Regions from separate parts of the Homo sapiens genome. Here all the other regions are linked to region 2. The links are chromatin contacts, found by Hi-C or POLR2A ChIA-PET in ENCODE. All regions are on one chromosome and are shown on one strand. Each heading gives the region's core, a stretch centred on a gene start or an enhancer-like site at or near the end of the contact. The rest is flanking DNA. Distances are from core to core; before and after follow the strand shown.

Region 1 (4,552 bases), core at 1,476-3,975, 2.1 Mb before region 2:
AAGTGCCTTGCTTCCCATTGCTGCTCTACATCATCTCCACTGACCCACTGCATTCCAGCCACCTTGCTCTTCCTACATCACACTACACCTGCTTCTACCTCAAGGTCTGTCCTTGCTATTCCCACTGCCTGTTATACTCTTCCCTGAGACAGTGGTGGCTTGCTCTCGCATTTCCATCAGAACTCTACAGTGTCACCTCCTCGGACTACCCTATTTAACACAGTACTCCTCACCCTTTCCACACTTAATTAAAACCACCTAGCAGTAACCCCACCCTCTAGAATATAAGCTACATGACAGTAGGGACATCTAGGAGTCTGGCTTGTACCATTTGTGTCTAGGACACCATCTGGCACACAGGAGACAATGTTTAAAAACTGGCCACATACGCTTTGATTCACAACCCAATTAAATAACTTCAGGCGGCATATCATGCCTCTGTGCCAATAAAACCCAAACCAAGGCTGGGCGCGGTGGCTCACACCTGTTATCTCAGAACTTTGGGAGGCCGAGGCGGGCAAATCATGACGTCAGGAGATGGAGACCATCCTGGCTAACACAGTGAAACCCCACCTCTACTAAAAATACAAAAAAATTAGCTGGGTGTGGTGGCACGTGCCTGTAGTCCCAGCTACTGGGGAGGCTGAGGCAGGAGAATCACTTGAACCTGGGAGGTGGAGGTTGCAGTGAGCCAAGAGCATCCCACTGCACTCCAGCCTGGATGACAAAGCCAGACTCCGACTCAAAAAAAAAAACAAAACCCAAAACAAAAGAAGGATATGTCAAGGCAGTCTTTTAGAATCTTTATGATTTAAAACCTCGTCTTCCTTGGGCCAGGCACGGTGGCTCACGCCTGTAATCCCACCATTTTGGGAGGCCAAGGCGGGCAGATCACGAGGTCAGGAGATCGAGCCCATCCTGGCTATTACGGTGAAACCCCGTCTCTACTAAAAATACAAACAAAAGAAAAAATTAGCAGGGCGTGGTGGGTGGGCGCCTGTAATCCCAGCTACTCGGGAGGCTGAGGCAGGAGAATGGCGTGAACCCAGGAGGCGGAACTTGCAGTGAGCCAAGATCGGGCCACTGCACTCCAGCCTGGGCGACAGAGTGAGACTCCGTCTCAAAAACAAACAAACAGACAAAAAACCTGGTCTTCCTTAATGTATATGTTATATGTTGATGCCTCCTTTAAAGGGTTAAGTTTCTTTGGAATGACTTGATGATTTTGAGAAACTATATACACCACCTAAAGAATTGGTAGAAATGTAAATTCTTAATCATTACTAGTAACTGTCTTGAAGGGGAAAATAACCCCAAGCTGCCAATAGATGCCTGTCCTTCAAGATAAAATGAAATTATTCAATGCACTGGGCTGACTTAACACTACAAATAAGTAAATAATACATCAAACTTTAAGCGTCAATGTTTAATTTTCATAAGACTAATTTCTTAGCTACAGCTGTCAAGACAGATAACTGGCCCTGAGTGGGCAAAATGTGCCTTTAAAAAAAAAAAAAGTTAAAAACAGGTTTTAGAAAACTTATTTTATTTGTGTAATTTTCGAACACACATTTGCTTTTCTTTTGGTTTAAGTGCAGTTAAGTCACAGGAACTGTTAACTTTTCCTAAGTAAACTCAATGCTTCCTAGGAGAAAGAAGAGGAAAAAGAAAAAGGGGAGAATACACGGAAAAGTGAGGACAACCTATTCCCCAAAGGACAGGTTTTGTACGGCGAACCACCTTTTTCCAACTGCAGATTTCCAGAAGGCTGATTTCAAACAAATCGGGAGGGATGGATAAATTCCAACTCTCCAAGTTCTGTAGACCATCCGGAAGCAAATGCTGGCGGCCTTGGGGAGTGATCGAAACGTGTAGTAGTAGTAGTAGGGCTCTCTTCGTCCCATTCATTGACACTTAATAGTGTCTCCAGGCCACTCACCTCTGTTCCAGCTGAGCACAAATCACACTCACCAGGGAAGCTGGCGGGAGTCGGACACACACCTACACCCACACCCATAACCCTTGGCCCCAGGGCTGTAAAGCGCGATCCACGGAATCCGGGGGAGGCCGAAACCCGGTAGTCGATGGAACCTCTCACTGCAAAATCTCCCTGCTTTTTGAGGCTAGAGCCGAGAAGAACGCCACAGGACAACGCGGGGGAAGAGGGGGCACCTCCCCCTTACCTTGATGGCTTTGTCCATGTCGCTCTCCTCCGACATACTCAGTGGGGCCCCCACAGCCGGGAGAGGCGGAGGCTGCTCAGCAGCCCTGTCCCCGCGCGGCCGAGGGAGCAAAGGGCTCGGCACTCGGGCCCCTGGGCCTCGTGGCGACGGGCAGCAGCCGCCCCTCGGGACCGGTGGGGATGAGGACCCCGGCGCCGGCTCTGCTTCGGCGGGCGGCTCTAGGCTGGCGGCAGCAGCAGCGGCGGAGGCGGCGGCCCCTGGGGACAGGTCTTTGTGCTGGGCCCCACGCGGCCGCCTCCTAGCCTCATCCCCAGCTGGGGAGGCAGGCTCCTGGGGTAGGGCGAGGCGGGGAGGGCCTCGACCCGGGGCGCCGTGCAAGGGCCTCGCGGGGCCGCCGCTTAGACCTGGGCTCGCCAGGTCCTAAAGAAGAGCCTGCGCCTCCGCCTCCGCCGCCTGCACCGCCGCGAAGCCGAAGCCGAAGCCGAAGCAGAGCTCGGCGCCGCTGCTCCCGCCGCCGCCTCAGCGCCACACATCGCCGGGACACCCGCGCCGGGCAGCCCCGCCGGCCGCCCTCACGCACGCGCTGTGCCCCGCGGGAGCTCCAGGCCGCCCCTCCTGCCGCCCAGCTTCGTGACTCCACGGCCCCACGCGCCCCTTGCTGCCTTCCGCTGGGGTTTCCGAGCCGCCCCCGAACCGCGCACCCGACTTGCAGGCGTCCGCCTGGGCCTCCCTAAGACACGCCGCATACAGGACAGGCCCCTGGGCCTTCCGCGGCGATGGCGCTGCGCTAATGACGTCATAGGCCCGGACTCGCGTGAGTGCGCGTGCGTTGGGGCCTCAGCCTTTATCTCCACTCTGCGGAGATTCACGCCTGGAAAACGCTCTTCTGAGAGGATCTGTGGAGGTCAACCCAGGAGAGAGAAGACAGGACTGAAGCACTGAAAGGGTCCTGCCGTTAAGGGCGCAGGATTGTATAGAATATATAATAGCAGTAGCAGCTCTGTTTACGGAGCATTAACCTTACGTGGAGTTATTTCCTGCATTTCCTCCTTTCGTCTTTACAAGGTAGCCGTTTGGCGTCGTGAGGTATGGATGTTCCCATCCCTAATTTGCAAAATAGGTAACTGAGGCTCAGGAGAGCTAGACTAGTTTGTGCACAGCCGAGAAGTGGTCAAGCTAGAATGGGACCCCAGGTTTGTGCTCCCTACTCTCCACCGATAACCTATCAAAGGGCTTTGCAAGAGCTTTTGACTAATCGTCTGTCAATGGTTCTTCATTCACGTATTAATTGCACATCAGTATGTGCCAAATCTACTAGACATTGGAGAAACAGTAGGAACAACACATGGTACCGGCACATGGATCTTTCAGGAAAACGAAGTAGGTAATAAACAGGAAAAAGCCCGAGTCTGATGCTAAGAAGAACATAAACAGGATGCTGAGGTAAGAGAATAACTGGATGTGGGGACTTCTTCGTATTAGATGATTAAGGAAGGAATCTCAGGAGGTAACATTTAAGCTGAGACCCCTGAGGAATGAGAAAGGGCTGGCTATTGGAAATCCAAGGAAAGATTTCTGGGCAGATGGGTAGAAATTTTAAGGTGGAAATAAGCTAAATATGTTCAAGAATCAGCAAGAAGGTCATTGTAGCTGGAGTAGATCGAGTAGGAGGAGACTGATAAAGGGTGAGGTTGGAGGCTGGGCGCGGTGGGTCACGCCTGTAATCCCAGCACTTCGGGAGGCCAAGGCGGGCGGATCACTTGAAGTCAGGAGTTCGAGACCGGCCTGGCCAACATGGCGAAACCCCGTCTCTATTTCAAAAAAAGAAAAAAAAAAGTATAAAAAGGATGAGGTTGGAGATGTGGGCAGGGGCTGCATCATATGTGGCCTTTGGGGGTCATAATCAGGACTTTGGATTTTATTCTAAGCTATTGTAAGGTTTTAAAGTAAAGAGTGATGTGAACAAATTTGTTTTAAAAGATCACTCTGCTTTGTAGAGAATAGAATATAGGAAAGCAAGAATGGAAACAGAGCTATTAGGAGGCTATTGGAGAATAATGCAGATGAGAGATTATTACACTGTCTGAACTAAGGAGGTGGCGGTAAAGGTGTAGAGAAGATGGATTTTTTTTTTTAAACGGTCCCACTGTCTAGAGTGCAGTGGCGTGATCACAGCTCACTGCAACCTAGACCTCCTGGGCTCAGGCGATCCTCCCACCTCAGCATCCTGAGTAGCTGGGACTATAGGCGCATGCCACCATGCCTGGCTAATTTTTCGTATTTTTTTTGTAGAGATTGGGTCTCTCCACATTGCCCCGGCTGCTCTCCAACCCCTGAGTTCAAGTGATTCACCTCCCTTGGCCTCCCAA
Region 2 (4,606 bases), core at 807-3,306:
TTGGAGGGCCGGAGGCCCACATCTCTCTGGGGACCCTGGGAACTTCAGCCTGCCAGCTGGGTACATGGTGGGGTTCAGGGAGGTCTCTTCTATAGCATCTCTTTTCAAAACAGAAAGTTGCTCTGTCTGGGAGGCCTGAGCCCCGAGGCACAGGCCAGGCTACATGGGCAAAGCTCTGAACACCTGTCCTTGCGGGGAGGAGCATCAACAGGGACAGCTGGCACTGCCTCCCTCCCCCACCTTATGGGGCGCTAAGGATTTAGGTCAGAGGACTGCAATGGTAGGGGTGGGGGGAGTCCGCCTTCACCCCTCCACTACCCAAAGGCATCCAGCCCCGCCCCTTGTTACCACGACCCCGCCCCCTCCGGCCTTGGGTCAAGGCAAGTGGTGTTGCCACGGCAACCCCAGTGACATCAGAGGCTAAGGTTTGACGTCATGTCGTGCCCCCACTGGGGAACCTACCGTCCCTGCGAGTTATTTGTGGGAACGTGGTTTGAACGAGGGCTCTAAGGTCTAGCCCCATGGGGCACAATTCTCAAACGTGGCCACCTGCGTTTCTGGAACCCCAAATCCCCCTCTGAGGTGATTTCCCTTGAAGATCTCAGAGGCTGCTCGGGAGACCCTCAACGTTTTCCCATCCTGGGTGCCCCCCACCCCCCAGCCCTTCCAAGACACTGGAGTTCCCGGGGAATTTTCGGATGACACAGCCAATACCTTTGTTAGCTTTACGGGTGGGGTGACCTTTCCTCTCTGGCAACCAACCCGCCCAGGGTCCCGCGGAATCCGAATGGGCCCCCCAACCTCCACTCCCATCGGCTGGCCCATCTGAACAAGTTGTGTTTGGAGGGAGGAAAGGGGCGGACAAGGGTTATCTCTGCTTCAGGACCCCCAACAGCCTAGGACCCCTTCTGTCCAATCCTGGCTGCCCGGACGCCAGGGGGTGCCCCCAGCTCCAGCGCAGAACCCCGCCCCGCACAACTCACCGGATCAGCCAGGCCGTCGAAGGGCACCAGGTCTCAGCTACCACGACGCTCCGCTCGACGGGTCGCAGCCATGCAGGAGTGGCAGAGGCTGCCTGACGAAGCCCTCCTTGGGGGTCGATGCCTCTCTCCGGGTGGGAAGGGGCGCTGTCGGTGAGGGCTATCCTGGCGCCGGCCTGCGCCGTCCGAAGTCGGGGGGGAGGGGAGGTCTCCGTTCAGCAGGGGTCACGCCCGCCCCGGACGGGGGCCGCGCGGGCGCTCAGGCGACGCATCTTCGCCGGGGCCCGTGATCGCCACGTCCGGCGGGCGGCGCTGCGCCTCCCCTCGGGGCCCCGCTCAAGGCTGCAGCTCGGCCCGCGCCGCTCCCAGGGCGCCCTCTCCGCCCGCGCTGGGAGCCCGGCGGCCGCGGCCCCTTTCGCCAGCCCCAGCTGCAGCCTGTCTTTGTTGCTTCCTCTCGCTCGCCCGCCCGCCCGCGGCTTGCAGCCCCCGGGTTCGCCCCGAGGTGGAGGGATTGTCTCCTTCGGGGGTTGCACGCACCCGCAGCGGCCCCGGCTCCTCGCCGGACATACACCGGCCCCTGCAGGTTGCAAAGAACAGCGGCGAGAATGCACCGGCCCCTCCTCCTCCTGCTCTGAGCCCCGGGTGTGGGGGGAGGGGAAGCCGGCGAACAGCGGCGGCGGCAGCGGCGGCGGCGGCGGCAGCGGGCGACGCAAGCTCGGATGCAGCCTCGGGGGCCTCGGCGCTGAGAAACAGCCGATCCCAGTGGCGCAGGACGGACACGAGGACGGCCCGGGGGACTGTGCACCGGGTGTGCGAGCTCGCAAGCCGCAGCAGGGGCCGCGCGCGCTGGGCTCTCACGCGCCCATGGCCCCGGGCGGCGCGCGGGGGCTCCCGGGGCCGCAGCCTCGCGCCGTCTGGCGCGCGCCGGCGCCTCGCCTGGTCTCAGGCCCGGGTGCCGCGCGCCGCGCCCCACAGGCGCCGGGCCCGGCTGTCCGCCTCCCCCGGCCGGCGCGCGCAGCCTCTCCGCGGAGCAGCCGGCCAGGCAGTCCTGCCCGCTGCTCCGCTCTGGCCCGACTGACAGGCGCGAGCGCCGGCAGCAGCCCCCGCGTCTCGTCCCCCGCCCGCCCCCCGCGGCCCAGCCCAATCAGCGGCGGCTGAGAGGCGGTTACCAGGGTGACGCGGCACCGCGTCCTGCGAGGGGCGGAGCCGGGGGCCGCCACGCGCGCTTTTCGCGGCAAAATTCAAAGGCCGGCAGGGCGGCTCTCCAACCTCCTCCCCCAAGCAGGGACGAGGCGGAACTTGCCTCGCGAGGACTGCAACTCCCGGCATGCTGCGCGCCGGCGCCGGGTGGAGGGGCCCCGACTGGGGGCGCAGGGCGTGCTGGTTTTTGTAGTCCCACTAGGGGTGGCAAAACCAGTGTCATTTACTGATCACATATTTGGGACAAGGCACTGTATAAGTGCATTATCGGCATTATTTCATTTAATCTTGGCAAAAACCAACCTCATGAGGAATTTGTTAAAAATAACAACTATAGCTAACACTTATGTAGCAAAGTATTTTATCTAATCCTCACAACACCGTGTGAGTGGGTATTACTATCACCCCCATTTTACAGATGAGAAAACTGATACGGTAGGTACTATTATTATACTTCCAACTTACAGAGGAAACTGAGGTAAGGAGATGTGAAGTGACATGGTCCTGGATGTTTTTGTCCTAAGGCTTATTTTTGGCAGCGATGTGTTTTTGGCATCACAGTTGTGATCTGTGGAGCGCTAACTATATAACCCAGCACAGCGCTGAGCAATTTGCAAGCTACACCTTCTAGACGTACCCCACGCCCACAGGAGACAGGCACTAGCCTACTCCCCCACTTAATAGATAGGGAAACTGAGGCATAGTTTCACATCAACCTGGGGTTCAAATATGAATCTATCAAACTATACTGTGCTTTCCCTTTTACTTTTAAAGAAGCTTCCTGGGTTCTCACAGCCCATGGGCGGCCCGTCTAGCAGTCTCATTTACAGATGGGGAAATTGAGTCCTGGGTGGGGCAGTTCCCTCAGTTGCTGTGTGTCCATCACACAGCACTGTAGGAAGCCAGCTTTCCGGGATAATAACAAAGATCCCCACAGAAATGCAGAGCAGCAGTCAGACCCCCCACCCCTCAGGCTATGCCCGTGTGATACCTGGAGTCCCACCGAAACTGGGTGGGATTGCAGCCCTGCCCTTGCTGGTTGTTGGTCTTGGCCATTTACCTTCACGGGTCTGCGCCTCAGTTTCTTGTCTGTGAAATGGGGGGCATCATAATTCCTACCTTACAGCGTAGATTTGAGGGCAAAATGAATTCTTGCATGTAAAGGACTCAAAACACACATTAAGTGCTCAATAAATGCCCTCTGTACTCACCCGGGCTGGAGGGCTTTGGAGACCCTGGGGAGCGTATCCAGCGGACGGGCTGATTATAGACGGGCCCTAGCCTACTTCCAGGAGCCAACCCACCCCGCCGGGAGAGGCGCCCGCGGCGGACCTCCAGGGCCGGCCCAAGTGGGTCACCCGCCGCCTTATCTAGGACAGGAGCTGGCCCTGTTTCAGGCCTCTAAGCGGCTGCTCGGCGCGCTGTTCCCAGCAGCTCCGCTCTATTTCTCCGCGGCCGCCCCCATCTCCTCCCCTTCCCTCCCCAGGCTGAAGGTGGGGGTGGGGATTTACCTGGAAATGTGTTATGCCTCCAGCTGCTTCCCGCTCGGGCCAGCAGCCAGGGCTGCGGGGACGTCAGGGAGGGCGGCCGGGGCGACTGGATGGGTGGACCCAGCGTGTGGACAGGTGGGGAGACCAGACTTCAGCTGAGGACAGGGCGAGGGACAGTAACAAGCAAACCCTGGGAAATGAGAGAGATCGCGAAGAGGAGAAGAAGGCAGCAGTTCGCACCACAGCCTGTCAAAAGTTTGGGATTTTTTTCATTGTAGGTCACCATGACTTCACACCTACTGTGTGTCAGGCATGGGCTCACTGCTATTTATCTCACATAACTCCTTTTACCCTCGCAGAAACCCTATAAGGTATATACGATCACTATGCACATCCTACAGCAGAGGAAGGCCACATGACTTACCCAAGGTCACACAAATGACAGAACCAAAGTCCAGAGCCCTGACGTTGATTTATTGCACCTTGTGGCAGCCACTGTCTGACCGTGTGCAACCTTGAGGGGAGTTTCTTCTCTTCTCTGGACCTCAGTTTCCCCTGCCATGAAATGGAGGGTAGGACCCAAACCCCAGCCCTACCAATCAGACTCTCCTTGGTGGGACAGCAGTTTCCAAAGCTCCTATGTGGTTCCTGATACAGCCAGGGCTGACAACCCCAGGTCGAGAAGATCTCAAAAGACCCCTCCATCTCTGAAGTTCTATGAGTCCACGATGTGCTCATGGTGGAATTTCCGACAGCAGCAGGCTCCAAGGCAGCTGTCCAGCAGGAGAGGTCAGAGCCTTCCAGATGCCTGTCGCTCCCCTCCAGGCAGGTGAATGCCCCGTAAGATGCTCTGCCCCACTCCCCACACTCCCAGTGCCCCCCTACCCCATATGCCCATCTCCCTGAGATCAGACCCTCGTGCCTTTGCTCTTGGTC
Region 3 (4,777 bases), core at 1,045-3,544, 2.7 Mb before region 2:
CAGAAAAAAAAAAAAAAGATTAAGTGTCTGCAAAAATGTCTGCTTTGTGATTAAAGTGCTGCACAAATTTCAGAGAATTTTATATATGGCAAAACTAAACTTAATAAAAACATTTACTTTATAACTAACATGGTATTTTGCCCAACTAATGAATTGTAAATTTTGCAATACCGCAACAAAACACAAGAGGGGGTTCATCTACGTTTTTATTTTAATGACAGGTCATTCAACACATATTTTGGGGCGTTCACTAGGTGAAATTATCTGAGATTGCCAGCAATTTTGAGGGGCCCACGTAAGCAACTGTGCATCTCATTCATTCATTGTGGTACATTTTCTGCAGTTGAAGTTTCTAAGAGGTGCTTTGCTGAGGAAGCTAAACAAATAAAGCTGCTGACATTCCCATTCTCAAAAAAAAGGGCAGTGTTCATCTGATCATTGTATTTGTATCCTCAGTGAATCAGAACCAGAAAAAGGCTAAATGATTCCCAGAGACACAGCCATGAAGCAGGTGGTTTCGATCTGAAAAAATCAAGGTGAAAAGCTCTAGCAACCAGAAAGAAACGAATGGAGGAAAATGGAAAACGCAAGCTAGAAGGTATTACAAATGTGTACATGTTGGCTTAAGGGCTTTGAAGCAGTAAAGAACTATCACATATACTGTGTTGTGTATTTTGTAAAAGATAATAAATATTCTTATTTTTAATTCTAACATGAGCAAAACTCTCATGCATCTTCATTAATCATCTCTTTAATCTTGCAGCCTAATGGTTAAGAGTGCAATCTTTGGAATCAGATCTATGCTGTGAGCAAGTTACTTAATGTCCTTGAGACTCAGTTTCCTCATAATAGTATCATTCACAGGTTGTTGGGAGAATTAAATGAAATAAAGCAAGGCACATTGTATGCAATATTGCCTATTATCTCCCATGCATAAACTTTAGCAGAATACTTGACAACAACTAGGATGTTGATGATCAGATGATTGTAGTGGTGATGGTGACAATAACAAGAGCTAACAGTTCGCCAGGTGCGGTGGCTCACGCCTGTAATCCTAGCACTTTGGGAGGCTGAGGCGGGTGGATTACTTGAGGTCAGGAGTTCAAAACCAGCTTGGCCATCATGGTGAAACTCTGTCTCTACTAAAAATACAAAAAATTAGCTGGGCATGGTGGTGTGCGCCTGTAATCCCTGCTACTTGGGAGGCTGAGGCAGGAGAATCACTTGAACCCAGGAGGCAGAGGTTGCCGTGAGCCAAGATCGTGCCACCACACTCCAGCCTGGGTGACAGAGCGAGACTCCATCTCAAAAAAAAAAAAAAAAAAAAAAAAAAAAAAAAAAAAAGAGCTAACACTTATGTAGCATTTACCATCCATCAAATAATCAAATATGCTTCTCAGTACTGTTGTATATATTATTTAATGTTCCCAACATCCTTATGAAGTAAGTTACTATTGTTATCCTCACTTTAATTTTTTTTTACTTTTTTTAAGACAGAGTCTCATTCTGTAGGCCAGGCCGGAGGACGGGAATGAGAAAGGCCATGTACAAGAGGAAGTAGTCAGCCGCTAAATCCAAGGTAAGGGAAGAGGGGACCACTGACCTAATCTCAAGTGACAAGATTAGAGTTCACTGCACTGCAGCCCAGACCTCCAAGACTCAAGTGATCCTCCCGCCTTAGCCTCCCGAATAGCTGGGACTACAGGCACTAACAACCACACTCGGCTAATTTTTTTTCTTTTTTTCTTTTTTTTGTTGTTGTTATTGTTTTGAGACTGAGTCTGGCTCTATTTCCCAGGCTGGAGTGCGGTGGCACGCAGTGGCACGATCTTTGGAGTGCTGGGATTACAGGCGTGAGCCACCGTGTCCGGCCCTTTTTTTTTTTTTTTTCTTTTTTGAGAATCTTGCTCTGTTGCCTAGAGCGCAGTGTCGCGATCTTGGCTCACTGCAATCTCCACCTCCAGATTCAAGTGATTCTCCTGCCTCCGCGCCTCGACTGGCTGTCATTACAGACACGCACCACCCACGCCCGGCTACCTTTTGTATTTTTAGTAGAGACGGGATTTCACCATGTTGGCCAGGCTGGTCTCGAACTGCCAACCTCAGAGGATCCTCCTGCCTCGGCCTCCCAAAGGGCTGGGATTACAGGCGTGAGCCACCGCACCCGGCCTAGGATTTACTACTTTTTTCTTAACGGGGAAATACTACATTCCCCATGATGCCCCAGATCCGGAAGGAAGTGAGACTCGCACTTCCCATGATTGCTTATAGACCGGAAGCCGGGACCTTAATTCTCTTTCCCATCTTGCAAGGTAAGAATCGCGGGCCTGTCTGCAAGACTTGAGTTCAGGACTCCCAATCCTTCGCCATCCGAACCTGGAGGGCATCCAGTCGACACCTACAGGGGTCGGACATGTCCAAGGCTAACTGAGAGGCCTTCCAGACGCTTCATTTTTGTTGTTTGGGTTTGCGGCAGGGCACAAAGAGGGTGAGGTAGAATGCCGTAGTGGCTCCCTCCGGTTCTTCGCCACTCTCTTGGGCTGGGGGAACGAGGCCCTTTCGGGGACCCGTAGCAGACTGGTGGGTGTTAGAGGAAGCGGGGAGACGGCGCGTGCACTGTGTTCCTGGTCCTGGGTTCCAGAGGATGACACTGAGCCTGTCGCAGCCACGTTGGGGTTCCGCACTGAAGCCAAAAGGTTTCGCGTCTCCCAGCGTCCCCGACCGGAAGTCGCCTCTTGGTCTTTGCGATCTTTTTCTCTGGCTCAATTTGGGCTGATTCCGTTTGTGTCCGCAATTCCTAAATCGAGTTTCTTGAAAAGAGACACTGGTCTTAAGGGTTAAGACGAAAGGTACTGAAAGTAAGGGATTTCAAGTTCTGGTCTTGGTGCTTCTAACCTGTGGACACATTCTGCATCTAAGTTTTCTAATTCGCAAAACAGTAATAAAAAATAATGGTTGTACGGACTTCTGACCGCTCAGTATTTGGCAAAAAACCTAATAGGTGTGAGGTAGTTTCAAATTCTCAAAAAAAAAGTTTATAGTGTATTGGGGAGACAAACCCCAAATGAGTCATAGTGAAGGTTGGAGTAGAATGGGTAGAGTTTGAGAGGAAGGCCTGTATCTTACCGGGGGAGGGATTGTAGTCTGGGGAGCCCAGCCCATTCATGTACAGGTTCATTATTGTCTTGTTAGAGAGATGACTGGTGAAATGCCTTTTTTTATCTACAAAAAAATATTTTTAGATGGCGGGTGAAAAAGTTGAGAAGCCAGATACTAAAGAGAAGAAACCCGAAGCCAAGAAGGTTGATGCTGGTGGCAAGGTGAAAAAGGGTAACCTCAAAGCTAAAAAGCCCAAGAAGGGGAAGCCCCATTGCAGCCGCAACCCTGTCCTTGTCAGAGGAATTGGCAGGTATTCCCGATCTGCCATGTATTCCAGAAAGGCCATGTACAAGAGGAAGTACTCAGCCGCTAAATCCAAGGTAAGGGAAGAGGACCACGGACCATTATGTCTTAACCTTAATTGGCATTCTCTTACTGTTGATGCATTTGTGTCCTTGTAGGTTGAAAAGAAAAAGAAGGAGAAGGTTCTCGCAACTGTTACAAAACCAGTTGGTGGTGACAAGAACGGCGGTACCCGGGTGGTTAAACTTCGCAAAATGGTAAGATGTGGGGACTGTAAATTGGATTTTCTGTTTATGCTTGAATACTGTGAAGATGTTTTTGAATACTTAGATACTGTAAGTTTCTGCATACCGGAGAATTTCTGATAGAAAATAAAGGGCTCTGGGTTTGTAACTTGGCTTCAACATTTACTGTTAATCTTAAGTAATTTAAATTACTCGTCTGTGCTTTGTTCCTTTGCATATAATATGGGAATGAGGCTGAGTGTGGTGGCTAATGCCTGTAATCCCAGCACTTTGGGAGGCTGAGGCGAGCAGATCACCTGAGGTCAGGAGTTCAAGACCAGCCTGGCCAACATGGTGAAACCACATCTCTAGTAAAAATATACAAATTAGCTGGTTGCGTGCCTGTAGTCCCAGCTGCTCTGGAGGCTGAGGCAGAAGAATCGCTTGAACCCGGGAGGCAGAGATTGCACTACTGCACTCCAGCCTGGGCGACAGAGGGAGGCTTCATCTCAAAAAAAGATAAGATGGGAATGAGGGTTTACCTCAAAGAGTTTTTATGGAGATTAAATGAAATAATACATAGCCTGTTCTATAGAACATTTCCCACTAGAGCAGTGTTTCTTGGCCCCCTTTACCACACACAAGACCCAATGTAATCTCAGGATTTGCTCTGTAATTTTCATTATGGGAACATTCCCAAATAAGTTAACACCATACAGTTTCACAGTTGAAGATTACTGCATGAGAGGGAAGATGACAGTTGTTTTGTGAACTCGTTTTCCCATTAGGTGATCATGTTTGTGGTGAAAGTGAGACTGCACTAATGATATGGTATAGTTGGAAATAGGTTATTGTGAGTTATTTGTAGTCATGTCTTTAATGGCCCTTGCATGGTGTCTAACTTCTGCAATAAATGATCTGCCAGTCCTAGTGTCTGGCTTTATGCAATTTGTTTTCCTTTGTGGATGAAGTGGGAGTAAGACTTGTTGCTGTGAGGATCAGATGAAGTGGCTAGGATATGGACACACTTTACTTGAATTGGAAAACAAGCCATGTATCCCTAATCTGCAAAATGTGGCATGTCACACGTGTAATCTCTGAGGTTTAGTTTTTGCTCAAGATTGCAAAGGTGACTTGCTTGATGCTTTCTT

Evidence for each region. A loop is a pair of places that touch in the nucleus more often than their neighbours do. ChIA-PET counts read pairs that join two places held with the same protein, here RNA polymerase II (POLR2A). Pooled maps may share reads with other maps.
Region 1: a map of B cell shows a loop between it and region 2 (26-fold over the local background). The contact joins the promoter of MAPKAPK5 here to the promoter of FAM222A in region 2. A Hi-C loop is called at or near these places in 3 of 168 maps with a recorded cell type or tissue (B cell, CD4-positive, alpha-beta memory T cell and CD8-positive, alpha-beta T cell) and 5 of 50 pooled maps.
Region 3: a loop to region 2 is called in a map of CD8-positive, alpha-beta T cell, with 12 times the contacts of the local background. The contact joins the promoter of RPL6 here to the promoter of FAM222A in region 2. A Hi-C loop is called at or near these places in 3 of 168 maps with a recorded cell type or tissue (CD4-positive, alpha-beta memory T cell and CD8-positive, alpha-beta T cell) and 7 of 50 pooled maps. POLR2A ChIA-PET finds 5 or more read pairs at or near these places in 1 of 52 experiments (naive thymus-derived CD4-positive, alpha-beta T cell).

Annotation. Positions count from the first base shown.
Region 1 is chr12:111,840,401-111,844,952 of GRCh38, reverse strand. MAPKAPK5 (MAPK activated protein kinase 5) reads right to left here and starts at 2,725. Exons shown (of 14, transcript NM_003668.4): 1 at 2,184-2,725. The coding sequence starts at 2,219. MAPKAPK5-AS1 (MAPKAPK5 antisense RNA 1) reads left to right here and starts at 1,948. Exons shown (of 2, transcript NR_015404.2): 1 at 1,948-3,626; 2 at 4,476-4,552. RefSeq lists silencers at 380-548, 2,230-2,579, 2,660-2,839 and enhancers at 2,040-2,139, 2,870-3,149.
Region 2 is chr12:109,711,275-109,715,880 of GRCh38, reverse strand. FAM222A (family with sequence similarity 222 member A) reads right to left here and starts at 2,056. Exons shown (of 3, transcript NM_032829.3): 1 at 984-2,056. RefSeq lists silencers at 1,916-1,965, 1,996-2,325 and an enhancer at 3,031-3,594.
Region 3 is chr12:112,407,122-112,411,898 of GRCh38, reverse strand. RPL6 (ribosomal protein L6) reads left to right here and starts at 2,294. Exons shown (of 7, transcript NM_000970.6): 1 at 2,294-2,312; 2 at 3,243-3,479; 3 at 3,561-3,659. The coding sequence starts at 3,243. RefSeq lists an enhancer at 2,484-2,663.